Linked DNA regions of Homo sapiens: region 2 is linked to region 1. A link is a loop called in an ENCODE intact Hi-C map of the cell type or tissue named here. Cell type or tissue: sigmoid colon. All regions are shown on one strand. Links, peaks and the distances in the headings refer to the core of each region. The heading gives the core; the rest is flanking DNA.

What was found. Peaks named below come from ENCODE experiments on the same cell type or tissue, not always from the same donor. Only the 100,000 strongest peaks of a DNase experiment are listed, where the experiment ranks them.
Region 2: it touches region 1 in a loop (2.5-fold over the local background); 23 of 110 quality-filtered maps call a loop at or near these places.

What each region holds. Positions count from the first base shown.
Region 1 is chr5:126,519,196-126,535,127 of GRCh38, forward strand. No RefSeq gene overlaps it. Among named protein-coding and RNA genes, the nearest start is that of ALDH7A1, 68 kb to the right of the region's middle. In sigmoid colon, for the core only: no CTCF peak of the experiment used is centred there; a DNase peak (open chromatin) is centred at 6,626; H3K27ac peaks cover 1,409 bases.
Region 2 is chr5:126,407,104-126,423,035 of GRCh38, forward strand. It overlaps a transcript of GRAMD2B not described here. Among named protein-coding and RNA genes, the nearest start is that of GRAMD2B, 8.3 kb to the right of the region's middle. In sigmoid colon, for the core only: no CTCF peak of the experiment used is centred there; a DNase peak (open chromatin) is centred at 8,028; H3K27ac peaks cover 318 bases.

The DNA of each region.
Region 1 (15,932 bases), core at 3,074-11,073:
ATTTTGAAACAACTGTTTTTCTGGATTTTAGGAAAATGTAAATCAATAATGTATTACTGCTATTGAATTTCTCAAATGCCTCTGGTCCTAACACATAAGAGTCAAACTTCCAGAATCTATTTGAAACACCCAAGGCATTTTGTTTTGAGCTTTAACTTTTTTTTTTTTTTTTTTTTTTTTTAGACAGAGTTTTGCTCTTGTTGTCCGGGCTGGAATGCAATGGCATGATCTCAGCTCACCGCAACCTCCGCCCCGCCTCCCAGGTTCAAGTGATTCTCCTGCCTCAGCCTGCCAAGTAGATAGGATTACAGGCATGTGCCACCACACCTGGCTAATTTTGTATTTTTAGTAGAGACAGGGTTTCTTCATGTTGGTCAGGCTGGTCTTGAACTCCTGACCTCAGGTGATCTGCTCACCTCAGCCTCCCAAAGTACTGGGGTTACAGGTGTGAGCCACCATGCCCGGCCGAGCTTTAACATTTTTAATTCTCCCAGGTAGCCATGAAATTCCTCCTTTGTTCCATTAGTGTCCACCTACTTCTATACAATTTATTCACATCACCTCAAATATCGAGATTTCAACCCTCCAGGATTCTCAAGCAACCAGACTCCTGCAGAACCTGATAGTTAAGGGAAAAAGAAGAAAACATCATTGGTGATAAAGGAACTTGTAAGGCAAAAGTAAATCAAACAACTATAAAGAGAAGTGCCAGAAAGACTAACTAGAAACACAACTTTTGGAGATTTGCCAAAAAAAAAAAGCATTCTGCTTTTCTGATGACCAAGCCTGATTCTTTGTATGAAGGCTACTAAAGCAAAGGAGAAACAAGATCATAAGAGAAAAACAGCAGAAGAGGTAAGAAACAGCTGCTGCCGTGCAGAGGAAAAACACTGACAGGCAGGGAGCCCAGCAGCATTCATTTAGACAGCAGAAAAGAGAACAGAGCTGCTTTCCTGAGGGATCATTCTCACTTCTACCCACCCTGCAAGCACCAACACAAGACCACTCCGTGTGGGGGCTGCCCTGAAGCTGGCACAAGGCCTGGAGGCCAACTAGTCCCACTGACACCTTTGGGAATGATCAGGATCAGAATATGCCACCCCAAAATATGCCACTTTGGCAAAGGATTGTGTTGAGCTGAAGGCAATTGAGAAATAACAGACTGCTGAAAAAGCTCTCTACCCTCCCCCATCTGCCTAAAAGCAGGACATAAATTTCTCTTTGTGAAGGCACTTTTCTCTCCTCTCCCATACCAGGAAAAAGAAACAATTCTTATCACTGGAGATGCACTGGCTTGAATCTGCATAAATAAACCTTGCTGAAATAACCCTTATCTTTCATTACCCATATATTTACCTTCCCACAAGGTACGGTGCCTAGGAGATCCAACTTCTCCACAAATTTATCATCCTTTGTTAAAATGCTATATAAGTCTTTGGTCACCTCTTTGGGGTTTTCATTTAATTTCTGTGAGGCCCCATTATGCATATTAAATAAATCTTTTTCTCCTGTTAATCTGTCTTTTGTTGGTTCAATTTGCAAGACCCCAGACACTAAATCTAGGAGAGTAGAAGACAGAGATTTTTTTCCTTCCCCTCTAGGGGAAAGGCACAACAACCCAAGGAGAGCCATTCAGTACTGATCACATCCTGTGTCTTTGATAGTAACTAAAATTTGTTGAGCACTTATTAAGTGCCAAATCCAGCTCTAATTACTTTATATCTTTTACTCATTTAATTCTACCTAGGGGGTAGGTACAATTATTAGCGCCCACTGTTAGATTAGGTCCTCCAAGAAGCAAATGCCTAGATGAGAATAAAGATGTCTGAATTTTTTTCCAGCTGGAAAATAAGTAAAATGAAAGTATAAATATATTTATAATAAAAAATTATTTGTTCTTTATCTGAAATTCAAATTTCACTGGACATCCTGATGCTTGTTTGTTTCTAAACTGACAACTCTGTCTTAGGAGAAATCCTTGAGTGAGAGAAAATAGGGAAAGAGCTGGCTAGGCTTGGAGAGCCCTCAGGCCATGATGCAGGTCTAATCCCAGTGAGGAGACAGGGAGAGAAGGTAGGGTGGAAACAAGATAAAGCTTTTGTTAGAAAAGCCATCAAGGAGTCCACAAGCCAAAGTGGCAATCAAAGGAGCTCTGTGTGGCCCAGGATTGGGTGTGCCTTAGTATCCTTGATGCACTCAGTTGGCCAGAAGCAGCCAGGCAGGCCCTTCCACACAGTGATAGATTTAGAGCACAGCAGCTGGGGCCCTTAGTCAATTATACTCCCTGTAGTTGAAGATTTGCAAAGCACATTCTAGTGACCACCACACATTCCCATTTTGTAGGTGGTGGAACTGAGTCACAGAGAAATAAAGTAACTTATCAAAAGTCAGGGCTAGTCAATAGCAGAACCAGGATTTGGTGCTTTGGTTCCAGAAGCCTTGCTTCTGACCACTATGCTAAGCTGTGTCCTGTCTAAACCCACATCTTCTGCACCTCCAGAAACTGAAGTTCACAGAAGTGTCCTTAACAAAGGACTGTACAGTGTACAGTGTAGCACTGTATACCAAGTGCTACACTTGGTATACAGTGTGTAAGAAAAGGAAGTCTGCAACGTGTTTACAGATGACCAAAATTAGATCAATTTCCAAGTCTAGTAACTACAAAGCACTCTGAAAAAAATTACATATCCAGACTGACTTCTATTTATTTGTTTATTTAAAGAGACAGGGTCTTTCTCTGTCACCCAGACAGGAATGCAGTGGCTCAATCCTAACTCACTGCACCCTCGAACTTCTCAGCTCAAGCAAAATCCTCCCACCTCAGCTTCTCAAGATAAATCCTCCCACCTCAGCCTCTCAAGCAGCGGGGACTACAGGTGCATGCCACCAGGCCTGGCTAATTTTTTCTTTTTTTCAATTTTTTGTAGAGATGGGAGTTTCTCCATGTTGTCCAAGCTGGTCTTGAACTCTTGGCCTCAAGTGATCCTCCCACTCCAGCCTCCTAAAGTACTGGGATTACAGCCATGAGCCACCACACCTAGCCCAGACTGACTTCTGAGCTCAGAATGTGGGATAATTGAGATTATTATTGTTTCTTTTTAATAGCACAACATCAGTAAACTCTACTATTTCATCAGGTCCCTCCAATCTTATAATACCTGAAATGTATTTTCACCATCTGGAACCAAGGGAGGCCAAAATCAAAATGAGAAACCAGGTAAATAATACTGGGGGTCATTTCTTATTAGGCTGGGAATCATGTCCTAATACCATTAATTTGCTTCCTAAAGATAAACATTCACAGAAAAAGTCTCCTTTTCAGAGAAGGGAATAGAAAATTGAAATTCCTAGGAACAAAAGCTCTGCACAAGGCTGCCCAGGACCTTTCAATAGGCCTCAGAGGCTGGACCAGGTCCTTCTACCACTTGCCTCTGGCCCCAGCTCTTGAGGACAGCATAGGCACTGTTAGCCCCAGCAGCACAGTGACCTTCATCTAATTCTCTCTCAAGCCAGGACCTGCCCAGCTAGCACCCATTGCCCTGGAACCAAAGATATCAGGGACCATTTCAAATCAGTTATCATTTGAATCTCGCACAAAGCAGTTTTAGGGGTCTAAACTTTCAATTGCTTAATAATCTCCTGAGAGTACATGTATTAAAGTGCTTAAGATTCCAAAGGTCAGTAAAAACTCCAAGGATTTTTTTTTTTTTTTAGACTGAGTTTCACTCTTATTGCCCAGGCTAGAGTGCAATGGCGTGATCTCGACTCACCGCAACCTCCGCCTCCCAGGTTCAAGCGATTCTCCTGCCTCAGCCTCCCAAGTAGCTGGGATTACAGGCATGCACCACCACACCCAGCTAATTTTGTATTTTCAGTAGAGACGGGGTTTCTCCATGTTGGTCAGGCTGGTCTCAAACTCCCGACCTCAGGTGATCCGCCCGCCTCGGCCTCCCAAAGTGCTGGGATCACAGGCATGAGCCACCATGCCTGGCCCCAAGGATTTTTTTTTAATGACAACTTTACTCTTGTGCCAGTGAGCATTGTTTCGAAGTTAGTGCAATTAAATAAAATCTCCCGTGCTTTTGGAAGCCATTCTGTGGAGAAAATCTAAGCCCTGACTTCCATCCATTCATTCAAATGCTGTACCCAAGAACACCTATGTTTACTTGCAGCCTCCGTAGATCCTGATTCACATATGGCAGTTTTTCCATCCTCTCTCTGTGCATCAGACTTGCGTAAGTAAAATACATTTCATGTGTCTTTCTCCCTCTACATGTGACAACTATGTTTATTCAAAGAAAATCTATTAAAAGTAATATCTATTTGTATTCTTTTTTTTTTTTTTTTTTTTCCGCTCTGCTACTCAGGCTGGAGGGCTGGAGGACAGTGGAGCCATCTTGGCTCACTGCAACCTCTGCCTCCCGGGTTCAAGCAATTCTCCTGCCTCAGCTTCCGGAGTAGCAGGGATTACAGGTATGCACCACCAGCTAATTTTTGTATTTTTCGTACAGATAAGGTTTCACCATGTTGGCCAGGTTGGTCTCAAACTCCTGACCCCAGGTGATCCACCCGCCTCGGCCTCTCAAAGTGCTGGGATTACAGGGCCGCTGCGCCCAGCCTATTTGCATTCCATTGATTCCTTGTTTTATATTTCAGAAAACCAACTGCCCAGTGTAACAGTCCCAAATCTTCTAAATCTCAGACTGGCCTAATTTTGCAGTGGATAGAAAGGCTGCTACCACCACCGATAACAACAACACACACACACACACACACCACAAACATAGAATGTTCTGGGCTCATGGGACTGCAGCTACAGCCAGCTGTCACATACCAGATCTTAGGTTTTATGGTGAAGTGCATCAAGTGGGGAATTCAAGCTGGGTGCGGATTGAGGTGGTTTTTCCCTCAGATTGGGTGTGTGAGACTCTGGAGGTGTCTGCTCACGCTTAATCGAGCGAAGCTTTTCAGTACACAAATCTGAAAAGAATTTCTCCGAGACCCCTATAAGCCATGGAAAATTACCCATCATGTCTAAAGTGGTCCCTGGCTTGTTCTGTTTATTTGCTCTGTCTTGGGTAAGCCTGTTATCAAGCACCACTGAAAATATGCCAAAGCATTCTTGCTGTACTTGACTCTCAAAACATTAATTTCTCACTTGAGCCTACGAAGTTTGACTTGGCAGGACTGGATATTGTGATTCTCAATGTTAAAACTCTAAAAGCAACTCATGTCTCAGCACTGGGATGTGCTACACTCCCTGTGGTCATTCAGAAATGTCAACTGAAAACAGCGATAGTGACCAAAAAGAGCATATAGTGAGGCAGGAAACAAAGTATCTTCCCCAGATCCCCCTCATCCACCAGCTGCAGGGCAGAGAGGCACATCAACATCAGCGCCTGGAGAAACCAAAGTATCATTCTGGCTAAATACTAAGCTAAGTTATGTCAGATTCTGAAGAAAATAAGAGTAGGTACATAATGTGATTTGTAAGGTGTCATAGTTTAATTAATGACATTAACATTGTGTACAAATTAGATTTTATCTTCTGCCAGGGCTTCAGAAAGAACAGCAGACAAGCCGGTAACAAGAAAGAATCTTTTCCTGCCACAGAAATGTCCATTTCTGGCATTTTTTTTACTCAGTCCCAGGGGAACTGCTTTTAAAGATGCATATATAGAGAAGTGGCAGTTTTTTTTCTGTTTCCAATTTACCTCATGTAGTAGGAATAGAAAGTCTAGTTCTGTCCTACAAAGGCAGTAAGAGAATAGTTAGCAATAAACAGTTATTGTTGGACCAGGTGCGGTGGCTCACGCCTGTAATCCCAGCACTTTGGGAGGCCAAGGCAGGCAGATCACCTGAGGTCAGGAGTCCAGACCAGCTTGGCCAACATGGTGAAACCCGGCCTCTACTAAAAATTAAAAAAAAAAAAAAAAATTAGCCAGGTGTGGTGGTGCATGCCTGTAACCCCAGCTACTCAGGAGGTTGAGGCAGGAGAATTATTTGAAATCAGTAGGCAGAGGTTGCAGTGAGCCAAGATTGCGCCATTGCACGCCAGCCTAGGCAACAGAGGGAGACTCTCTCAAAAAAACAAAACAAAACAAAACCCAGTTATTGTTTATTTAACAGTTTTATCTATAATAGGGTCAGCTGGTAGGGACACTTGACATATCAAAAGGACTAAGTACCCAATATACATGTATTGGCAATTAAGGAAAGTTACAAATCACCAAGTACCTAGAATTATTCCATTTTAAATATTTTTTTTTCTTTAAAATAATAGTAAAGACAAGGTCTCACTATGTTTCCCAGGCTGTTCTTGAACTCCTGAGCTCAAGTGATCCTCCCATCTCAACCTCCCAAAGTTCTAGGATTACAGGTATGAGCCATCATGCTGGGCCTCCATTTTTTTTAATTACATAAATAATTAATTTCCTCATAAGACAGAATTTCAACTCTCTTCCAAAATCTACAAAAGTGTGTGGCAGTGAGACAGCCAAGTAAAAAGTTTCTGCCCCCTGGCAGAAACTTCAACCAGCCTGCACACTGGGAGGATGGGGTGGAGCCTCAGGAAGTTCATGTCATTTGCAGGTGGGAGGAGCCTGGCCTCTCCTGTTCCAGGGTGGAACCCGGGATTCAGTCCGTGAGGCAGGAAGCCAACTAGCAGGACTTCTGCTTTGCTGAGAGTCCCTGTTTCCTGTTTTTTCCCTTTTTTGCCTAATAAATTCAATTTTTCTCAAACCTTCGAAGTGTCTGCAAGCCTAATCTCTCATGGTTGTGTGACAAGAACCCCGTTGTTAGCTGAACTAAGGAGAAAGTCCTACAACAGCAGGGATCCTGCACACACCCACATCCCCTGTTTCACTCCAAGCCAGCCCCACTGGCTTCCTCCTCTTTTTCCTCTTCCTGGGAAGAATATCAAATATGCCAACCTCCTTCCTGCTGTAGAAGAGGAAAGGCTTTTCCTCTACCCCCTTAGGTTCTGAGTCTGGAGATGATAGCTTGAACGGACAAAAAACAGACTAACAGGAGGAAAACTATACACATTTTATTTGATATTAATTAATATTTTTATATAACATGAGAGGCTTCATAGAAAAAAATGAAAATCCAAAGGACCGTTAGACCTAGGGGCTCACATACCATTTTAACAAAGGGCAATAAATTGTGAAGATGTGGCAAGACAAAGGAAAAAAAGGCTTGGGCTAGGGGTAGTGAATTGTGGAAAAGTGACTATAAAATATATAAAGAAACTAATGGAAGATATAAGTTATTTTAGTAAGATTTGTTTTTATAGATTCATCTCAGTATCAACTCTCCATCTCCAATGATAAGAATGTTCTACTCTTCTTCCTGGTACAGGGAGGGTACTTATGGGAAATTTATGCTCTGCTTTTAGGTAGAAAAGGGGAGGGCAGAGAGCCCTTCCTGCATATGCTGTTTCTCAACTGCCTTCATCTGAAAATAATGAATATGCCAAAGCAGCATATTTTGAGATGGTACATTCTAATCCTTTACACTGCCCTGACTGACCCTTGCCTGGACACTCAGCTGCTTGCATCACTCCTTCCATTCTCATCTCAGCTGAAATGTCATCTTGTCATCTCCTCAACAAGGGCTTTGCTGACCTCCTTAAGTTAGGATATTCCCCCACACCTCCCTGACCCCATTATTCTATATTCTAAAAGTCTTTTCTCTTTTTAATGGCATTTTGTTTCAAATATCTCAATTTGTGGTCAATATATTTGCTGATTTACTTGTTTATTGACTTCCCCCTTCTCTAGACTGAGGGCAAAAACTGATATCTGCTTATTCTCCAAATTTTTCTTTTGCCTACCTATATTTTCTAGGTTTTTTTCAAATGCCCTGTTTCATAACAAGAAAATAAGATAAGATGGTTGTTAATGTTAACAACATGCTGAGGCTGGGCACCGTGGCTCACGCCTATAATCCTAGCCCTTTGGGTGGCCAAGGCTTGAGGCTCACTTGAGCCCAGGAGTTTAAGATCAGCCCGGGCAACATAGTGAGATCTCATCTCTACAAAAAATAAAAACACATTAGCTGGGTGTGTTGGCACAGGCCTGTAGTTGTCTCAGCTACTCTGGAGGCTGAGACAGGAGAATCACTTGAGCCTGAGAGGTCAAGGCTGGAGTGAGCCATGATCACACAACTGCACTCCAGCCTGGGTTTCAGGTTCAGCCAGATCCAGGTTCTCATTATGACCCTTCCAGCTCCCAGCTGTGTGCATGTGGGCAAACAGTCTAAACTCTCCAAGCCTTAGTGTTCTTATATATAAATTATTTTTTAAATATCAATTTTCAACTATTGCTCTATATTTAACATTTTGTTACTGGTAATATTCTTGCTTGCTATTTTTAGAAGTTAACTCTTCAAAAAATCATGAAAATTGAAAACTCATCTATACTTTGAACCAAATAAAACTGCCAATATTTGATTATTTTTAAACTTTTTTTAAAATGACAATTTGATATGGTACAACATAATTTATGGTTTTTTTGACTTGGGGGTTCAGTGGGAAGCATAAAAATTTGGACTCTGCAAATAGTTTGATGGATAGCTGAACCTCCATTGTCCAAGTCAATGGAAGTTCCCCAAATAGCCCAACTCAATGGAAACCTCTGCTTTTTGCTTCCTACTAGTTCAAGGTCCAGGGGCACTGAGGAGAAAACATTATTTTAATGTCCCATGGCTCCAACTAGATTGATAAGTTCCCAACTTCATGACTGTCTGTGCTTCATGAGAATTTCTATAAGAAGAGAAAAAAAAAGTATGACTCACTTAAAATTGAAGAAAAAGAATTTTCCCATAAAGCAATGGTTCACAAATCTGTTTATCTTAGCTCATAGATCACCACCTCCCCACTGTCTGCTCACATTGCCACAGCCACCCACAGTTATCACCCCTTTTAAAAAGATAGAATTTCCTTGTTCCTTTATTGCTAAGATGGTAAGTAAAGCATAGTTTAGACAATGAGTATATATGGGAAAGCACCAGTTAAAGAAATATAGGAACATTCCAGTGTTTTTCCTTCCAAATAAGGAAGCTCATATTTATATGAGCTAAGTTAAGTGAGGTAATAAAAATTTGGCCGAGTGCAATGGCTCACACCTGTAATCCCAGGCTGAGGCAGGCAGATTACTTGAGGTAAGAAGTTCAAGACCAGCCTGGCCAACATAGTGAAACCCTGTCTCTACTAAAAATACAAAAATTAGCTGGGCATGGTGGCTAGCGCCTGTAATCCCAGCTACTGGGGAGACTGAGACAGAATTGCTTGAATCCAGGAGGTGGAGGTTGCAGTGAGCCCAGATTGTGCCGCTGCACTCCAGCCTAGGTGACAGAATGAGACATCATCTAAAAATAATAATAATAACTACTTTAAAGTTCATATGGAACCAAAAAAGAGCCCGCATCACCAAGTCGATCCTAAGCCAAAAGAACAAAGCTGGAGGCATCACACTACCTGACTTCAAACTATACTACAAGGCTACAGTAACCAAAACAGCATGGTACTGGTACCAAAACAGAGATATAGATCAATGGAACAGAACAGAGCCCTCAGAAATAACGCCGCATATCTACAACTATCTGATCTTTGACAAACCTGACAAAAACAAGCAATGGGGAAAGGATTCCCTATTTAATAAATGGTGCTGGGAAAACTGGCTAGCCATATGTAGAAAGCTGAAACTGGATCCCTTCCTTACACCTTATACAAAAATCAATTCAAGATGGATTAAAGACTTAAACGTTAGACCTAAAACCATAAAAACCCTAGAAGAAAACCTAGGCATTACCATTCAGGACGTAGGCATGGGCAAGGACTTCATGTCTAAAACACCAAAAGCAATGGCAACAAAAGCCAAAATTGACAAATGGGATCTAATTAAACTAAAGAGCTTCTGCACAGCAAAAGAAACTACCATCAGAGTGAACAGGCAACCTACAAAATGGGAGAAAATTTTCGCAACCTACTCATCTGACAAAGGGCTAATATCCAGAACCTACAATGAACTCAAACAAATTTACAAGAAAAAAACAAACAACCCCATCAAAAAGTGGGCGAAGGACATGAACAGACACTTCTCAAAAGAAGACATTTATGCAGCCAAAAAACACATGAAAAAATGCTCACCATCACTGGCCATCAGAGAAATGCAAATCAAAACCACAATGAGATACCATCTCACGCCAGTTAGAATGGCGATCATTAAAAAGTCAGGAAACAACAGGTGCTGGAGAGGATGTGGAGAAATAGGAACACTTTTACACTGTTGGTGGGACTGTAAACTAGTTCAACCATTGTGGAAGTCAGTGTGGCGATTCCTCAGGGATCTAGAACTAGAAATAGCATTCGACCCAGCCATCCCATTACTGGATATATACCCAAATGACTATAAATCATGCTGCTATAAAGACACATGCACATGTATGTTTATTGCGGCACTATTCACAATAGCAAAGACTTGGAACCAACCCAAATGTCCAACAATGATAGACTGGATTAAGAAAATGAGGCACATATACACCATGGAATACTATGCAGCCATAAAAAAGGATGAGTTCATGTCCTTTGTAGGGACATGGATGAAATTGGAAATCATCATTCTCAGTAAACTATCACAAGAACAAAAAACCAAACACCGCATATTCTCACTCATATGTGGGAATTGAACAATGAGATCACATGGACACAGGAAGGGGAACATCACACTCTGGGGACTGTTGTGGGGTGGGGGGAGGGGGGAGGGATAGCATTAGGAGATATACCTAATGCTAGATGACGAGTTAGTGGGTGCAGCGCACCAGCATGTCACATGTATACATATGTAACTAACCTGCACATTGTGCACATGTACCCTAAAACTTAAAGTATAATAATAAAAAAAAATAATAATAATAACAAAATTCTTTAAGATAAAATAGAAATTGGCTTCTGTGACATAAAAATAATAGGAGAAAAACTTATAAAAAAATCACAATTGGCTGCCTTCCCCTTATGTCTGAGAGTGAAAAAAATACCAAGGTGGGTGTATCAAACTTCCTGCTTTGTTGCCAGTTGCACTTACATAGATATTTTGAGCCTAGCATGATGCATTCAAATATATCAACATTTTAATATACTAATAATATTATTACTATTCCTAAACCAATGAGTAAGAAGATAAAAAGGGGAAATGCCCCGCATTTGTAACTGAATAGATATGAAATAAATTAAAGAATATAAGCTTAGTTAATTCTAAACACCTCTAAACTGGCATGGTTTTCTATGGTCATCCTAGCTAGATCTAGATTTTTATTTTCATTTTATTTATTTTTATTTATGTTGATTGATTGATTGAGACAGGGTCTCTATCTGTCGCTTAGGGTGGAGTACGGTTGACATGACTATGGCTCACTGCAGCCTAGGCCACCTGAGCTCAAACGATCCTCCTGCCTCCACCTCCCAAGTAGCTGGGACTACAGGCACACACCACCATGCCCAGCTAATTTTTTTTTTGTTTCATTTTTCATAGAAACAGGATCTCACTATGTTACCCAGGCTGGTCTTGAACTCCTGGGCTCAAGCTATCCTCCCTCCTTGGCCTCCCAAAATGCTGTGATTACAGGCATGGACCATTGTATCCATCCTTGGATTTAGATTTTTTTATCCCAATCTCTCCCTGGTCTTCACAGACACACATGTTAAACCAACATACCTGTTATGACTAGATTTGGCTGCAAGTGATTTTTTAAAAAATGAACAAAATGGAAGTTTAAGAGCCTACAGGTAGGCAATTCGGAGCTGGTCTGGCGATGCCTAGAAGTCCTCAGGAACCCTGTCTACTTTTTCACCTGGCCATACCTCCAGTCAGAAGGCAGAAGAGGCTGACTTTATTCCAAGCAGCTTTGTGCCCACCCTAGAACAGAGGGGATGGATATGGGGTAGGAAATAGCTGTCTCTACCATCACCAAATTCTACCAAACATATAAAAAGAAGCCAATACCTCCACAAATTCATCCATTTATTTGCTTCTTCACAAATGTTAACTAATTTCACACTATATGCCAGGCATCTTGCTCAATGAACACAGGAAAGCAAGAGAGCGTGAACAAACTAGACAAGGTCCTGCCCTCACAGAGCGTCCACTGAGTGAGTGAAACAGACATGAAAAAATCAGGGTGCGCTGCATCTGTTAGGGACAAAAGGAGGGAGAAGTTAATTTGACTTTGGGGTGAGGATGGTCATAAAAAGCTTTCTGTAACCTTCCTTACTGTTATTAAGCGATACAGACAAGAGAAAAGAAATACATGTTATAACAAACCAGAAATAACCCTGAAGTGAATTTTCTGTAGTGACTATTTAACAATAAGCCACAGTGCAGCTTGCGCTATGCTGCTTAATATGGTAAACAAAGTTCAGCCAAGGATCCTTTGCTGGAGGGAATAGCTTGTCCAGTTAGAAAGCTCCTTTTGTTTCTGAAAGCTACTAAAAAACTCAAGCCCTTCAAGTCATTTTAGCAACTCTGAGGGAACAATTATGCTTTTGTGCACAGACTTTAAAGAAAGCGTTTCACAGAGAAAAATCTTGTTGGTGGACAGAGAGGATGGCACATTGCCCAGGTTTTTTTTAATAAAGATGCAGGACTGAGCAGATGTGATAACTCTAGCCATTTAGTCACAGAGGCACATAGGTTATAAAATGTCAACAGTAGGGCAGGCTTCTTGTGTAGATTAGAAGTTCTGGGAGGCCACAGTGGAGAGAGCCCTGGGAAGGCTAAACTAGCCACAGCTGGGGTGGTTCTGTGCTTCCGGTGAGCAAGAATAAAATGAAATCCCTTGAGGAGGAAAGAAGGCAATGTGTTCGCCAGAAAAGTCATAGTTAAATGTAGAGGTCAAAAAATAAAAGGAAGGGAATGAGGCCAGGGGTGCTAAGCTTACCTGCATTCACAGAAAATACTACATGATTTGTGATTTACCTGGCAGCTGGGGTGGATGGCAGAGAAAGTCAAGGGCAGGCAAATCCCTTCTCTTGGTCTGCTCCTTGCACAGGGCAAACATGAGAATAAAAACTCATTGAGTTATTGCTGCAGGTTCTATGGTCTAGAAGCTATAGAAAATTGTCTGATGCTTTTTATTTATCTTTTTTGTTTTCTTTGAGACGGAGTCTCACTCTGTCTCCCAGGCTGGAGTGCAGTGTGTGATCTCAGCTCACTGCCATATCCCAGGTTCAAGCGATTCTTGGGCCTCAGACAGATGTGCACCACCACACCCGGCTAATTTTTGTTTTAGCATTTTTAGTAGAGACGGGGTTTCACTATGTTGGCCAGCTGGTCTAGAACTCCTGACCTCAGGTGATCCACCCACCTCGGCCTCTCAAAGTGCTGGGATTATAGGCGTGAGCCACTGTGCCCGGCCTCTTTTTTTTTTTTTTTTTTTTTTCATTTCAGGTGGTTAAAATCACTTGATCTCTCTCTTTGGGGCACCTGAAATCTGGATTTAAAGCACCGGGGAAACATTACAATGATTTTGCATAATTTTTTAGGTTGGAACAAATTGTTTCTTCAAGGAAGGAAAAAAAATTTTCAATGAATCGTTAATTCTTTTTTTCTCCTTTTATTTTCTTTGTTGACATTTGGCCAAAGATGAACTTTTTTCCTTTTTTATTTTTATCTATTTATTCACTTATTTTCAGAGATAGCATCTCACTCTGTCACCCAGGCTGGAGTGCAATGGTACAATCATAGCTCACTGCAACCTTGAATTCCTGAGCTCAAGGATCCTCCCGCCTCAGCCTCCCAAGTAGCTGGGACTACAGGCACGCACCACCACGTCTGGCTAATTTGTTTACTTTTTGTAGATTCAGGGTCTTGCTATGTTGCCCAAGCTAGTCGCCAACTCCTGACCTCAAGCGATCCTCCCACATCAGCCTCCCAAAGTGTTGGGATTACAAGCATAAGCCACTGTGCCCAGCTGTTATTTTTTCTTTTTTAAATTAAAGCTTTTAATACTGAGGGATGTAGTATAAAACTAGCATCTGATTCTCTAAGCTTCTCCAGCACAAAATAGGAGCAAGTTGATGTTCCTTTATACTATCCCCAGAAAAGATAAGTCAATGTGTCCTCTAGGCCCCAAGAAAGGGCACAGGGCACAGAACATGTAAATCTTCTCTCCCCTACCCTGTTTGAGATTGTGAGCACAGCTCACCTTCCTAGCTCAAAGCTGAATGTTTTCATGTTAGAAGCATGTTCAGTGACCCACTAAATAGGATCAAATATCTCATTTCATTCAGGAGATTTTCACAGGTGAAAGTCAAAGAATTTAAATATTCAGTGAACAATTTGAGTTCACCAGCTCAAAACAGACAGAAGCTAAAACTCAACTAGAAGATGTTTCCTTCTTCTACACTTCTGTACAGGGGTTCAACTCACTGCAATCCAAGACCAATCCATTCTAGCCAAGGTTCTTGGGTCTGTCGGCTGGCAGAATATGCCACCTCAAAATATGACACTTTGACATAAGGATTATTTTGAGCTGAAGGCAATTGAGAAGATCACGCCCGTAATCCTAGCACTTTGGGTGGCCGAGGCAGGCAGATCACCTGAGGTCAGGAGTTCAAGACCAGCCTGGCCAACATTATGAAACCCCGTCTCTACCAACAATACAAAACTTAGCCGGGTGAGGTGGCACACACCTGTAATCCCAGCTACTCGGGAGGCTGAAGCAGCAGAATGGCTTGAACCCGGGAGGCAGAGGTTGTGGTGAGCTGAGATTGTGCCATTGCACTCCAGCCTGGACAACAAGAGTGAAACTCTGTCTCAAAAAAAAGAAAAAAAAATGTATTGGTCCTTTGCTAAAATGCTATAAGCCCATGTTCCAACCAAACCTTTGAGTTTATTCATCTCTGAGTGTTCCCGCATGTAATTGCAGTGCACATACTAATAAAATTCTGATTGTTTTCTTTTGTTAATCTGTCTATGTCAATCCAATGCATAGGGGCTCAGCCAGAGAAGCTAGAAAGGTAATCAGAAAAAGAATTTGGTCCCTTTCAAAAGTTTCTTGAAGAGACTCCGCTGTCATTAGAGGCAGCTCTAGAGATCCTACCATACCTCCAGTGACCCAGCCTATAGACTCAAGACACAGCCCCGTCTCCTTTCTCTGCTCATTCTTGCTCAATCCCTGGACCTGCCAAACGGGGCCCTAGCCCCCAGACTATGTGGTTTCCCCTAGACCCTGTTTACTGAAGAAATACTCTTTGAATCAGGGTGACCCATCAGTCCAGACCTCTGAGCCTCGCTTAATTAAATGAGTGCCCCAAGGATGGTCCAGGCCTAGACCAGCTCCACACAGAAAGCAGGGAGCTCTAAGCGCTTCCATCAATAACACTGAGAGATGAAGCCAGCTGTACTTCCTGGGTGGAGTGGGGACTTAGAGAACTTTTCTCTCTAGCTAGAGGATTGTAAATTCACCAATCAGTGTTCTGTGTCTAGCTAAAGGATTGTAAATGGACTAATCAGCACTCTAAAATGGACCAATCAGCACTCTGTAAAATGGACCAATCAGCAGGATGTGGGCAGGGCCAAATGAGGGAATAAAACCTGGCCACCCAAGCCAGCAGCAGCAACACACTCAGATGTGGTGTTCCCAGTGTTTCCTGGCTAAAAGTTGGGAATCAAATGCAGGTCTCTTGACAGGCCTGGTGCCATAGATTAAGAATCTGCTGAGCCAGAGCATAGCAAATGGAGAAGAGGCCATGCTGAGCTAGAAGAGGCTTGAAATGTAACTTAGCCTGGAGAGAGAAATGTATAAAGTTGGGAAAGATGGTCTGAGCTGTCACCCATCTAGGGCTAATTGGAGTGCACAGCCTCCAACTAAAGAAACTTAAATTTGATTTTTTTGAAAGTTGTCTCCTGGCCTGGTGCAGTGGCTAACGC
Region 2 (15,932 bases), core at 3,254-11,253, 110 kb before region 1:
AATTTCAAGCCATTTAATAGGAGTAGGGAGTACAGTGAGTGACAGAGGTAAGTAGCCTACTTGGACAGCAAGGCAGGCAGATCCAAGGTTTTGGTTCATTAGGTGCCTAGTCTAAACAACTGAGCTAATATGATATTTTAGTTAGGTCCCTAGTATAGATTGGCTATCAACAAATGTTACAGACAGGGACATGTGTTAAGATTGAAAAGAGTCTCTATTATAAACATGCCAGAACAGCAGGACTAAATCAAGACTGTCCTAAGCAAACCAGGACAGTCACCCTAGCTATCGTAAGCCTCTATTCCACCAGGGTTCATATTGATTAACTCTTAATTCCAATGACTCTTACTACTTAAGCTAGAGCGTTCGGGGTGGCAAAAGCATCTTCCTTTCCTTCTGCTCACAAGAGGAAGAAAAAGCAAATAGACAAGAGAGATTATGGCTGAGATCTAGTGAGTTAAACGTAAAAATGGCTCTGATCTAAATATACAGGCTTAACTTCTGACAAGGATTCAGCATAAATAGGGTTCAAATAGGATTCAAATGGGGACAGAGGTCACATCTTGTATATCTTTAGTAACTTCCTCTAGCACGTGTCATAATACTCCACACACCGTGGGTTGCCATTAAGAGGGCTGATGAACTAAAGGAGGGCAATATTCTCAATTTGTAAAACTACTACTCTGGCTAATAATGATGTGATGATGGTGATAACCAATAATGGATATGAATTGCGTGCTATGTGCCTGGTATACTGTACTAAGTCCTTTGTATATATTATCTCTTTATATTCCTTAATGATTCTATATTATTTTTGTGTTGTTTTAACGAGTATCTTTTTATTTTTTTTTAATTTCAACTTTTATTTTAGACTTGGGGTTCATGTGCAGGCTTGTTACCTGCACATTGCCTGATGCAGAGGTTTGGGGTACGATTGATCTCATCACCCAGGTCCTGAGCATAGTCCCCAGAGGTTTGTTTTTCAACCCTTGCTCCCCTCCTTCCCTGCTCTATTAGTCCCCAGTGTCCACTGTTGCCATCTTTATGTCCATAAGTAACTGATGTTAAGCTCCCATGTATAAGTGAAAACATGTGATATTTGGTTTTCTGTTCCTGTGTTAATTCACTTAGGATAATGGCTTCAAGCTGCATTCGTGTTGCTGCAAAGGACATGAATTCATACTTTTTATGGCTGCATAGTATTCTATGGTATATATGTGCCACATTTTCTTTATCCAGTCCACCATTAATGGGCACATAGGTTGATTCCATTTCTTTGCTATTGTGAATAGTGCTGCAAGGAACATACAAGTGCATGTGTCTTTTTGGTACAATGATTAATTTTCTTTTTGATATGTACTCAGTAATGGGATTGCTGAGTCAAAATGGTAGTTCTGTTTTTTTTTTGTTTGGTTGGTTGTTTTTTATTTTTTTTCCACACAAGCCAGGGTTGCAGTTTATTCCTTTGCTCCCTTGAATGTGGCCTGATTTGTGACTGCTTTGCTCAACAGAATACTACTAAAATCATGCTGTGTGACTTCTGAAGTTAGCTCCTAAGAAGTCCTTGCAGCTTCTGCCTGAGACTCTTTTTTTTTTTTGTTATACTTTAAGTTTTAGGGTACATGTGCACAATGTGCAGGCTAGTTACATATGTATACATGTGCCATGCTGGTGTGCTGCACCCATTAACTCGTCATTTAGCATTAGGTATATCTCCTAATGCTATCCCTCCCCCCTCCCCCCACCCGACAACAGTCCCCAGAGTGTGATGTTCCCCTTCCTGTGTCCATGTGTTCTCATTGTTCAATTCCCACCTATGAGTGAGAATATGCGGTGTTTGGCCTTTTGTTCCTGCGATAGTTTACTGAGAATGATGATTTCCAATTTCATCCATGTCCCTACAAAGGACATGAACTCATCCTTTTTTATGGCTGCATAGTATTCCATGGTGTATATGTGCCACATTTTCTTAATCCAGTCTATCATTGTTGGACATTTGGGTTGGTTCCAAGTCTTTGCTATTGTGAATAGTGCCGCAATAAACACGTGTGCATGTGTCTTTATAGCAGCATGATTTATAGTCCTTTGGGTATACACCCAGTAATGGGATGGCTAGGTCAAATAGTATTTCTAGTTCTAGATCCTTGAGGAATCGCCACACTGACTTCCACAATGTTTAAACTAGTTTACAGTCCCACCAACAGTGTAAAAGTGTTCCTATTTCTCCACATCCTCTCCAGCACTTGTTGTTTCCTGACTTTTTAATGATTGCCATTCTAACTAGTATGAGATGGTATCTCACTGTGGTTTTGATTTGCATTTCTCTGATGGCCAGTGATGGTGAGCATTTTTTCATGTGTTTTTTGGCTGCATAAACGTCTTCTTTTGAGAAGTGTCTGCTCATGTCCTTCGCCAACTTTTTGATGGGGTTGTTTGTTTTTTTCTTGTAAATTTGTTTGAGTTCATTGTAGGTTCTGGATATTAGCCCTTTGTCAGATGAGTAGGTTGCGAAAATTTTCTCCCATTTTGTAGGTTGCCTGTTCACTCTGATGGTAGTGTCTTTTGCTGTGCAGAAGCTCTTTGGTTTAACTAGATCCCATTTGTCAATTTTGGCTTTTGTTGCCATTGCTTTTGGTGTTTTAGACATGAAGTCCTTGCCCATGCCTATGTCCTGAATGGTAATGCCTAGGTTTTCTTCTAGAGTTTTTATGGTTTTAGGTCTAATGTTTAAGTCTTTAATCCATCTTGAATTAATTTTTGTATAAGGTGTAAGGGAGGGATCCAGTTTCAGCTTTCTACATATGGCTAGCCAGTTTTCCCAGCACCATTTATTAAATAGGGAATCCTTTCCCCATTGCTTGTTTTTCTCAGGTTTGTCAAAGATCAGATAGTTGTAGATATGCGGCTTTATTTCTGAGGGCTCTGTTCTGTTCCATTGATCTATATCTCTGTTTTGGTACCAGTACCATGCTGTTTTGGTTACTGTAGCCTTGTAGTATAGTTTGAAGTCAGGTAGCATGATGCCTCCAGCTTTGTTCTTTTGGCTTAGGATTGACTTAGCAATGCGGGCTCTTTTTTGGTTCCATATGAACTTTAAAGTAGTTTTTTCCAATTCTGTGAAGAACGTCATTGGTAGCTTGATGGGGATGGCATTGAATCTATAAATTACCTTGGGCAGTATGGCCATTTTCACGATATTGATTCTTCCTACCCATGAGCATGGAATGTTCTTCCATTTCTTTGTATCCTCTTTTATTTCATTGAGCAGTGGTTTGTAGTTCTCCTTGAAGAGGTCCTTCACGTCCCTTGTAAGTTGGATTCCTAGGTATTTTATTCTCTTTGAAGCAATTGTGAATGGGAGTTCACTCATGATTTGGCTCTCTGTTTGTCTGTTATTGGTGTATAAGAATGCTTGTGATTTTTGTACATTGATTTTGTATCCTGAGACTTTGCTGCAGTTGCTTATCAGCTGAAGGAGATTTTGGGCTGAAACAATGGGGTTTTCTAGATATACAATCATGTTATCTGGTAGTTCTGTTTTAAGTTCTTTGAAAAGTCTCCAAACTTCTTTCCACAGTGTCTGAACTAATTTACATTCCCACTAACAGTATAACAACTGTTGTTTTTATACACAACAACATTCCTATTTCTCCACAGCCTCACCAGCATCTGTTGTTTTTTGACTTTTTCATAATAACCATTCCAACTGGTATGATACGGTATCTTCTTGTGGTTTTGATTTGCATTTCTTTGATGTCAGTGATGTGGAACGTTTTTCATGTTTGTTGACTGTTTGTATGTCTTCTTTTGAGAAGTATCTGGTCATGTCTTTTGCTCATTTTTAAATAGGGTTATTTGTTTTTTGCTTGTTCAATTGTTTAAGTTCCTTCTAGATTCTGCATATTAGATCTTTGTCAGATGCATAGTTTGTGAGCATTTTCTCCCATTCTGTAAGTTGTCTGTGTACTCTGTTAATAGTTTCTTTTGCTGTGCAGAGCTCTTTAATTAGGTCCCTCTTGTCAATTTTTGTTTGTGTTGCAGTTGCTTTTGAGGATAATCATAAATTATTTCCCAAGGCCAATGTCCAAAATGGTGTTTCCTAGGTTTTCTTCTAGGATTCTTACAGTCTGAGGTCTTACATTAAAATCTTTTATCCATCTTGAGTTAATTTGTGTATATGGTGAAAGGCAGGGGTCCAGTTTCATTCTTCTGCATATGGCTAGCTAGCTATCCCAGCACCATTTATTGAAAAGGGAGTCCTTTCCCCATTGCTTATTTTTGACAACTTTGTCAAAGGTCAGATGACTGTAGGCATGTGGCTTGATTTGTGGGTTCTCTATTCTGTTCTGTTGGTCTATGTGTCTGTTTCTGTACCAGTACCATGCTGTTTCAGTTACTGTAGCATTATAGTATAGTTTGAAATTAGGTGATTTGATGTCTCCAGCTTTGTTCTTTTTGCTCACAATTCCCTTGGCTATTTAGCCTCTTTTTTGGTTCCATGTGAATTTTAGAGTATTTTTTTCTTATTCTGTTAAAAATGATGTTGATAGCTTGATAGGAATAGCAATGAATCTGTAGATTGCGTTGGGTAGTATGGCCATTTTAACAATATTGATTTTTCCAATCCATGAACATGGAGTGTTTTTCCATTTGTTTGTGTCATTTATGATTTCTTGTTGCAGTGTTTTATAGTTCTCCTTGTAGAGATCTTTCACCACATTGGTTAGATATATTTCTGGTGTGTGTGTGTGTGTGTGTTTGTGTGTCTATTTTAAATGGGATTGCATTCTTGATTTGGCTCTCAACTTGAACATCATTTGTGTATAGAAATGCTACTGATTTTTGTACATTGATTTTGTATCCTGAAACTTTACTAAGTCATTTTTAAGTTCCAGGAGTCTTTAGGCAGAGTCTTTAGGGTTTTCTAAGTATAGAATTATATCATCAGCAAAGAGAGATAAGTTGACTTCATCTTTTCCTATTTGGATGCCTTTTATTTCTTTCTCTTGCCTGATTGCTCTGACGAGGACTTCCAGAACTATGTTGAATAGGAGTAGTGACACTGAGAATCCTTGTTTGTTCCACTTCTCAGGGAAAATGCTTTCAGTTTTTGCCTGTTCAATCTGATGTTGGCTGTGGCTTTGTCCTAGATGGCTCTTACTATTTTGAGGTATGTTCCTTTGATGCCTAGTTTCTTAAGAGTTTTTATCATGAAAGAATGTTGGATTTTATCAAAAGCTTTTGCTGCATCTATTGAGATAATCATATGGTTTTTGTTTTAAATTCCGTTTGTGTGATGAATCACATTTATTGATTTGCATAAAATGAAGCAACCTTGCATCCCAGGAATTAAGCCTATTTGTTTATGAAGAATTACCTTTTGGATGTGCAGCTGGATTCAGTTTGCTAGTATTGTCTTAAAAATTTTTGCATCTATGTTCATCAGGGATATTGGCCTATAGTTTTCTGTTTTTGTTGTGTCTTTACCAGGTTTTGGTATCAGGGTGATGCTGGCTTTATAGAATGAGTTAGAGAAGAGTCCTTTCTCCTCAATTTTTTGGAATAGTTTCAGTAGGATTGGTACCAGCTCTTCGTTGTATTTCTGGTAGAATTTGGCTATAACTCCATCTGATCCAGGGCTTTCTCTGATTGGTAGGTTTTTTATTACTGATTTCAATTTCAGAATTTGATATTGGTCTATTCAGGGTTTCAATTTCTTCCTGATTCAATCTTGGGGACTATGTGTTTCCAGGAATTCAGCCATATCCTCTAGAGTTTAGTTTATATGTATGGAGGTGTTTATAATAGTCTCTGAGGATCTTCTGCATTTCTGTGGGATAGATTGTAATGTCACCTTTGTCATTTCTGATTGTGCTTATTTAGATCTTCTCTCTTTTTTCTTTATTAATCTAGCTAGCAGTTTGCTGATCTTGTTTATCCTTTCAAAAAGCCAACTTTTGGTTTCATTGATTCTTTGAATGGAATTCAGAGTCTCCATTTTGTTCAGTTCTCATCTAATTTTAGTTATTTATTTTCTTCTAGTAACTTAGGGTTTTGTTCTTGTTTTTCTAGTTTCCCTGGGGGTGATGTTAGATCATGAATTTGAGATCTTTCTAACTTTTTGAGGTGGACATTTAGCACTATAAACTTTCCTTTTAACATTGCTTTTGCTGCATCCCAGAGATTTTGGTATGTTGTGTCTCTGTTTTCATTTATTTCAAATAATTTCTTGATTTCTGCCTTAATTTTGTTGTTTATCCAAAAGTAATTCAGAAGCAAGTTTTTAAATTTCCATGTAATTTTGTAGTTTTGAGAGATCTTCTTGGAATCGATTTTCATTTTTATTCTACCACATTTTGACTATGGCTGGTATGATTTCAATTTTTTTTAATTTATTGAGACTGAACATGAGATTGAACATGTGATCAATCCTGAAGTATGTTCCATGTGCAGATGAGAATATATATTCTGTGGTAGATGGGTGGAATGTTCTGTAGATGTCTCTTAGGTCCAATTAGTCAAGTGTCGAATTTAAGTCCAGAAATGTCTTTGTTAGTTTTCTGCCTTGATGATCTAAGGCTATCAGTGGGGTAATGAAGTCCCCCACTATTATTGTGTGACTGTCTGTGTCTTTTTGTAGGCCTAGAAGTACTTGTTTTATGAATCTGGGTGCTCCAATGCTGTGTGGGTATATATTCAGGATAGTTAAGATTTCTCATTGAATTGAACTTTTTATCCCTAATGATTCTATAAAACAGTTGCTACTACTATTCCCATTTTTCCCCATAGATAAGAAAAATTGTGGCTTAGAGAAGGCAAGTCACTTGTCCAACGTAGTAAAGTGCATATTAGGATTCTCAGATTAATCTGACTCTTAACCATTCCCTTATTCTACCCCCATTCAGGACTCTCTTATCTCCAGGACAACTCCCTCAACTAGCTCAAACAAGGAGAGTTGTTTACTAAAAAAATACCATCGACAATCCCTTAGACATCCAGTGCAGAAAAGTAAATACTGTAGGACCACCTGGGAAATACAGCTAAGAAGCCAGGAATCAAGACTATTCCCACCAGCTCTCATCACCTGATTCTTTGTAGTGTCTACTGCAAATTTATACAATATTTTTTCAAAATCTGGGGGCTTCGGTTTCTATAAGACCAATGTCTGTCTATTTCCAATGTCTGAATCACCCTCTGATAGGTGTCTTATTAGAGAATTTATCATATATTTGTTGATATGGAATAAAGATAACTCTTTAATTTGATTTCCTCAACTACTACTAAAAATAAAAACTAAATTCTGACTTGAATTAGTCTGGGATTTTAACACACAGTGAAATGTTCTGTTTTCATCTGGTATTCTCGTATGTTGTTGAGGCAGGGTCTCACTCATCACTCAGGTTGCAGTGTAATGGCTCAGTCAGTCATGGCTCACTCTAGCTTTGATCTCCTAGATTCAAGTGATCCTCCTATCTCAGCCTCCCAAATAGCTGGGACTACAGGCACATGCCACCATGCTTGGCTAATTGTTTTAATTTCTTTTTTTGTAGAGACAGTGTCTCACTATGCTGCCCAGGCTGAGCTCAAACTCCTGAGCTCAAGTGATCTTCCTACCTCAGCCTCCCAAAGTGCTGGGATTACAGGCATGAGCCACCATGCCCCGCCTGGTATGCTTTTAAACGTAGAAGCTAATGCAAATCACAGAGCCCTATAGGAAGATGGTAAATGCACTTATCTTCTCAGGTGAATAGACTTCAATAACTACCCTCTCCTCATGAAAATTTTTTTAAGGTTTTGCAATTGGTTTATACAACATTTCTATGTAAAAAGTCTCCCCTACCCCATTTCTGTAGTTTGTCTATATAAAGACAGAAAGAAGAGATACTGCTATAATTATGCAATCTAGGGCCCTTTCCTTAAGGCCAGTAGTTCTATTACTTCAGTGCTGTATTCCATTAATAGAATCACATTCCAGTACAAAGCACAGAGCTTGGAATAGAGCCCAGTTCTCCTGACTTCCAGCCTAGAGCCTGTTCTAAAAGTTGTTCAGATGCATGGGGGATGCAGGGGGTGGACAATTGGGAATGAGTGGTTTGTGTGTGACCCAAAACAAAAGAACACGAAGCATCAAATGGTCAGCCCTTTTCCTTTCTCTCCATTTAACACCATGATGTTACCTGGCACTGTATCTGGTTGTGATATAAGAACATGATGGTTTCTGAGTAAGGTTCTGTGTGTGCATGTATGTTCTGTAAATATCTGTTTATTGATATGTTTCTTCTACTGGACTGCAAACTCACTTATAGCAATCATGGTGCTTATTTATTTTTATATCTCCATCACCCAGAATATGGCCTGACATGTAAAAGGCATGCAAAAAAAATGTTTTTGGGAGGAAGGAAGCCAGGAAGGAAGGAAGGGTGGGAAGGAGGGAAAGAGGGAGGGCTACACAATTTGCCTCAAATGAAGGTTCTATTTAAAAGATTCAACCAAAAAGTGAAAGTAAAATAAATCTGTGGCTACTTGAGAAAAGTAGAAAAACTTTCTTATTTGCCTGAGGAGTAGAAGTCCTCTGCATTCCCTTCTCTTTTGTTCCCCCTTTCCTTCCTTGTTTCAACTTACTAGTTTCAAATGATTTTTAAAAATGAATAATGCTACATAGAGAAAAGACTGGAGAAAAGATAACGAAATGCTGTAATAATAGAAGTTGTCAAAAAAGAAAAAGAAAATATATTTAAAAAGACGAAAAGTCAGAATAAGCAATAAAAAGTATACAAGTGATAGAAAATATGTAATATAAAGACACTAACCATGATTCAATATTAACTACTTCAAAATGATCTGTCAGTTGCAATGCATGAATTGCATTGTCAAAACATTTCACACGAAGAAAAAGAACATGCCAATCATGGCAGGAGGAAAGAGAAAGGCCAGGACTAATATTGATGGTGTGATCATTAGTTCCCAAAACAAGGAAAGGAAGTAGCTGTATGAATGTTTCTCTGAGAAAATATGAGAGATTCCATAACCCTAAATTGTTGCCTGTGGATTATAAACAGTGATTCTTGGACTTGCTCCGGGTCTAAACCATCTGAGAGTCATGGGACCTTTCTAATCTGGTAGAGGCACTTGCACTCCACTAGGAGTCATTTGGTAAGTAGCATGAACCAAAGATTTTCCTTTTTGTTATGAGGAGGAAATTATTGTCATATTTCTTTTTCGCTTACTTCTTTTCTTCCTGCAAAGTGAAAAAAAAAGAGTAATTATTCAACATTAGAACATCTCAGGTCAGTCAGAGTTCCACAGGAGTATGGTTGAAACTCAGTGGTTAGAAACAACCACTCAGTGATTCATTCACTCAACAAATATTTATTGAGCATCTAACATGAACTAGACTCTGTGAACACAGGAACGAACATGACCAACAAGGTTCTTGTCTTTGAGAAGATTCCATTCTTGTGGGAGAGGACAGATAATAAACCAAGGGACAGAAAACATCTTCTCTGAGATTCCATCCTTCTCCCGCCAACCTTCTCCTCCTCCCTTATACTCCAGGCACATTGGAGAACACTGGCCTTCTTTCCATTCTTAAAATATGCCAAGCCCAGTCCTGGCTCAGGGTCTGTACCTTCGCTCTTCCCTCTGGCTGGCAAGCTCTGCAACCAGATCTTCACATTGCTTCCTCCTCTTCACTGAAGGCTCAGCCAAGATGTCACCTCTCAAAGAAGCCTCCCTGATCATCCCCTAAAATAGGCCTCCCTCAAGCTCTATCCATTTCTATTTTATTTTCTTTACATCTCTTACTCATTGAAACTGTGTTATTTATGTACTGACTTGTTAAATTCTCAGTCTCTCCCACTAGAATGTCAGAGCCACAACAGCATGGGTTTTACCTGTTTTGTTCACTTCTATATCTCATGCATTTACAACAGTACTGTTAGAAATGTCCATTTACCCACATGCCTAATGACAAAGTATCTATAGTCAGAGGGCCTAATCTATTATCTGCACTGTGATATCTGGTCTCTCTAGATGGCCCCTAGTGAGTTGGTATTCACATCTTGTGTAGTTCTCTCACCTTGAATCTGGACTAGCCCTATGGCTTACCTTTGACCAAGAGAATGCAGCATAGGAAAAGCTGCATGACCTCCAACTGTCTCATAGGAAGCCTTGGAGATTCTACCTTGGTGTTATAGGACACATGGTCTGGAGGATGCCAGAGAACAAGTTAAAAAAAATCCAACTGTACTGAGATGGCCATGCTGTAAGGCAGCCAAAGCTAGCCACGTGGAGCACTGCACAGACACTGAAATGCTCAGCTAGCCTTCAGCTCTTCCAGCCATCCCAGCTGAAGCACCAGACCTGGGAATGAAAATTCCATCTTGCACATCCAGCTTAGCTGAGTCTTCAAATGACTTCAAACCCGGCCTTTATCTGAGTGCAAATGCATGAGTGATCACAAGTGACAACCATTCAGCTGAGCCCAGTCAATCCACAGAACCATGAGAGGTAATAATAAATTATTGTTTTAAGCCACCAGGTTTTGAGGTGGTTAGTTGTACACCAACAGATAACTGCAAAATGCAGCCACCAAAGATAACTCTAGATTCAAACATTTCTTTCCCCACAAACATTGTATTCACACCTGAAGGTCCTTGGGCTTTCTCTCCAACACACTCTCCTACAAGATATGTGTCTTTGCCACTAACAAAATTTGTTTGGCACATTCACTCTCCTACAACCCTAAAAGTACCCCCCTGCAAGTCTGGAAAACTGGATCTTTGTTCTCATGAGACGACTGTAATTTTGGCCAAGTCACTGAACTCCGTGAAAGCTTGGGCTCTTCTCTGAAAAATGATGGTGGAATTTTATTTTTAAATTGTGTTCAGTGTGTGGCAGGCCAAATAGAAATTAAGAAAGAACACAAATATATTAAACAGATACAAGTAGAAGAGTTTTAATTGAAGCAGGAGAGACTGCATTGAAATAGCAGCAGGAAATAGGCCCAGGAGTCAGAACACCTGAGTTCAAGTGCTGGGTCCTCCCCTCACTAGACCAAAGAGCCCTGGCCTCCTACAGAACCCAGCATGAAAACCACCATGCTGGATGATCACAGGGACCCTCCCAATTCACACATCGTGATCTGTAACATTTGCCATATACAAAATAGGCATGTACTTTAAAACTCTGAGATAGATATTAATGTATTGTTTCTGTGGCATCATTTATTTTAATTCTTAAAAAATAACATGAACTGGAAGAGTTTTTTTTACTGCTTCTGCTTTCTCAATTAACCAGATTTAAATTAGTGTTACAAAACTATCCTCTGGCCCCTGGACCAGTAAGCCCTTGCCATCTTGCCTATTCCTCTGAGCATGAGTGCTAAGCATAGTGGTTGCTTCATCTCTAGGAAGAGAAATAGAAGATTTCAAATATCTCAATCTGCAGTGTCACTTGGCTTTGGAAATATTGGCTTAAAACTACTCTACTAAATTTTTAAATCTTATTTTCAAAGTCCTCCAGCATAGAAGATTCCATAATCTACTACAGAGTTCCATTCCAATGTTTCATGGTTATATTCATTGGGAACCTTTTCTTCATATTGACATAAATCATTCAACAAAGGTAGCCATTCAGATAATGCTTCTCAACTTTCATTCTTACAATTTTTTTGAAAGTCTTAGAATTAAGTTCTTAATTGTCACTGTGTGTTTCTCTTCTGAACTTGCCCCCTTTTTCCTATTTTCTTCTTTGGACACTGGCTTTAATTGAAAACAGGAATGGTCTGAGAAGTGTTCCTGGAATTCTTTTACTTATAAAATATCATGCATAGTTAAGTTATCACAGAGCTTCCAGGTTTCATCTTGATAAGGTCATTAACATCTTCTAAAACCTATCATCAGACAATATGCAAAAACTTACAGGCATGTGATGATACTTACCTATACTTATATTGGTTAATAAATACCCCACCACATGTTTTAAGTTAGGTAACTATAATATTTGACCATACATTGTGTATTAGTCGATTCTCACACTGCTATAAGGAATTACCTGAGATTGGGTAATTTATAAAGAAAAGAGGTTTAATCAGCCATGGTTCTGTGGGCAGTGCAGACTTCTGCTTCTGGGGAGGCCTCAGGAAACTTACAATCATAGTGAAAGGCAAAGGGGAAGCAAGCACCATCTTCACATGGTGAAGCGAGAGAGAGGTGAGAGAGAGAGAGAGAGCGAGAGAGAGCGAAAAGGGGGAGGTGCTACACACTTTCAAACAACCAGATCTCATGAGAACTCTATCACAAGACAGCACTAGGAGGGTGGTGCTACACCATTAGAAACCACCACTATGATCCAATCACTTCCCACCTCCAACACTCGGGATCCCAATTCAACATGAGATTTGGGTGGGGACACAGAGCCAAACCATATCACCTTGCAACCAAATCTCCACTCAAGTCTCCAAACACATTATTTGTACTCTGCCCCCAAGAGTATGAACAGATGCACAGTGTATGTGCTCAATGTTAAGGAAGGCCAATATCTGACCAATATCAAACATCAAAGCTGTTTGCATAGAAGCTCCCACCCACCAAAGGTGTTATGTCTGGCATCTTCTACCAAAGTGGTTTTAAAAACTAGAAAAAGTATCAGCTAGAAATCTTCTTTGCTTTTGCCAGGCATGGTGGCTCACGCCTGTAATCCCAGCACTTTGGGAGGCCAAGGTGGGCAGATCACCAGGTCAGGAGTTCGAGACCAGCCTGGCCAATATGGTGAAACCCCGTCTCCACTAAAAATACAAAAATTAGCTGGGCGTGGTGGTGTGTGCCTGTAGTCCCAGCTACTCGAGAGGCTGAGGCAGGAGAATTGCTTGAACCCAGGAGGCAGAGGTTGCAGTGAGCTGAGATCGTGCCACTGCACTCCAGCCTGGGCAACAGAGCGAGACTCTTTCTCAAAAAAAAAAAAAAAAAAAGAAAGAAAGAAAAGAAAAGAAATCTTCTTTGCTTTTAAAAACAAGAATTTGGATTCCCAGAGACTTAGAGGAAGAAAAATAATGTCTCTTATTGGTACAATATCAAAGGGCATCCTAAAACATATTTTAGGCATAATCTTTTTATCTTGTCTCCTCTCACATATCATAGGCATAATCTTACATCTCTATTTTGTCACATGGCAATGACATTTCCTTTATTGTTTATCTGCCGTGCCTCTTGAATACTATATTCCATATATTACTGTAGAATAGCCCCAAGAATAAACAAATTAGGCAGTTGTTTAACAATGCCTTTTAAACGTAAGCAAACATCAGTAGGTAAAATATTGTAGCTTACTTGCTCCTTTCTAATTCTTCCACTCTAGGAAAAGACTGATATTTTCCCTACCAGCCCTGCCTTCCACTTCAACCTCACCTGCTCCTTCTCACTTAAAACCACACCATTGGAAGTCCTTATACCATGCACTAAAGAACTTTAAGCTATTTTAGGGTAACTGAGTGCTCTTTATTTGAGCCATAAGCCCATGCTAAGACTGCTTTGAATACTTGCCCTTACTCATGCATTAAAAGAGGGCTGACCATGATTTCTCAAAAGGGTAAACATAGACTACCATATGACCCAGCAAGTCTACTCCTAGGTATATATCCAAAAGAAATGAAATCAGGGACTCAGACAAACATTTGCACACCCATGTTCATAGCAGCATCATTCACAATAGACAAAAGCTAGAAACAACCCAAGGGTCCATCAACAGATAAACGGGCAACCCAAATGTGGTATATACATGCAATGGAATATCATCCAGCCAAAAAAAAATGAAATTTGGATATATGCTATGACATGGATTGACCTTGAAAACATTACACTGAGTGAAACAAGCCAGACACAAAAGGAAAAATATTGTATGATTCCACTAATGTGAGGTACCTAAAACAGACAAATTTATAGAGACAGAAAGTAAACTAGAGGCTACCAGAGGCTGGGAGGAGGTGAGAAAGAAAGAGTTATTGTTTAATGTATTTAATGGGAGTTTATGCCAAGGATGATAAAAAAAAGTTTTGGGTACAGATAAGTGGTGATAGTTAAATAACATTGTGAAAGTGTTGAATGCCACTGAATTATACACTTATTAAAATGATAAATAGTAATGTTATGTATATTTTACCACAATAAATAAATTACTTAGCGGGGAAAAGTCAGTCTGATCTGAGCTCTGTAATGAGAAGTTGGAGTGCACCTGAGATCTGAGAGTCCTCATCCAGAGTTTGGGAAATTGACAACCTCATCTCTGTTCCAAACCTATCCCTATTCTGAGGAGGGTGGGGATCTAGAGGTGAAGGCATCAGGAATGTCCCCAGGAAGAGGCAACTATGGGCACCAAGGAGACAGCCTTCAAGCTTTCAGGTCACCCAGAGTTTTCCCCATCCCACCTAGCACAGCTCCTATAGCAAAGCAGTCAGTGGTCAGGAAAGAAAAAGAGAGAGAGGCCTGACTAAGCCAACTCTTCTGGAATTTATGTAAGCTTTTTCTTTTACTTATTTTTCAAATGTCACAAACATCAATTTTGGAGCAAGCAGGCTACAAAAAGATGCTTTTGTTCTCTCAGCCTAATGATATATATGTAAAAAGAGAAGGAATAAGAAAACTTTGGAAAGAACTTGCACCTCCAAAATGTTTGAAGTTATTTAGAAGGTTAGGTGTTTTACACACACATACACCCTACAAACTACATACATACATGTACATACTATGGTTGTATAGTCTTTGTAATACTCTTAAATCTAAACTTTATTTTAAGAGAAAAATGAAGGACTTGCAGCCCCAGAACATAGTTAGTCGTTTTTTCCCAGGCATGTCATGCTCTACTGTTGCCACTTGTAATTGTTTTGAAGTCAAGTCAGGCTTCCAATAATAACGTTTATATTAATTATTCTAATTGTCAACTACTCCATTGCAAATTAGAAAACCACCAATACAAATGTCATTTGCTATAACAAGTCAATGTTTATACAAGCTTGCCCAACCTGCAGCCCAGAACAGCTGTGAATATAGCCCAATACAAATTCATAAACTGTCTTATAACATGGTGACATTTATGCACGGATTTTTTTTTTTTTTTTGAGACAGGGTCTCACTCTGTTGCCCAGACTGGAGTGCAGTGGTGCATCTTGGCCCACCACAACCTCCATCTCCCAGGCTCAAGTGATTCTCCTGCCTCAGCCTCCCAAATAGCTGGGATTACAAGCGCCTGCGCCACCTCACCCAGCTAATTTTTGTATTTTTAGTAGAGATGGGGTTTCACTAGGTTGGCCATGCTAGTCTCGAACTCCTGACCTCAAATGATCCACCCGCCTCGGCCTCCCAAACTGCTGGGATTACAGGCGTAAGCCACCGTGCCTGGCCCCTGCACAGACCTTTTTTAAAGCTCATCATCTATCCTTAGTGTTAGTATATTTTATGTGTGGCCCAAGACAGTTCGTCTTCTTCCAATGTGACCCAGGGAAGCCAAAAGATTGGACACCCCTGATTGAGAACAATGCCTGGAACTTTGTAGCTCTCAAAAGTTTGTTCAATGAATGAATGAGTGAATGCTTCCAATACAAAACCTTAGAACAGGCAAGTCAAAATGTCACCAAAAGGTGGGAAGAAGAGGCATTCACGGTACTGGTTGAGTGCATAGTAAATAAGGTACTTGCACAACTATGGGCAACAAAGAGACGGCTTGGGAATTATCAAACACCAATTTTGATTTTGATGAGAACAGTCATAACCCAATATTTGAAGATTTTGATGGTTGCTTCTTCTTTGCCCCTCTAACCACCCCCCCCACCCCAGAACGATGAAGGGTTAACCAAAACACCACCAAAGGCAACTACTTATTACCTTTGTTATTCCCACATAAAAAATTGAGCAGACCTATTGTTTAAGCAGAAGAGGCAG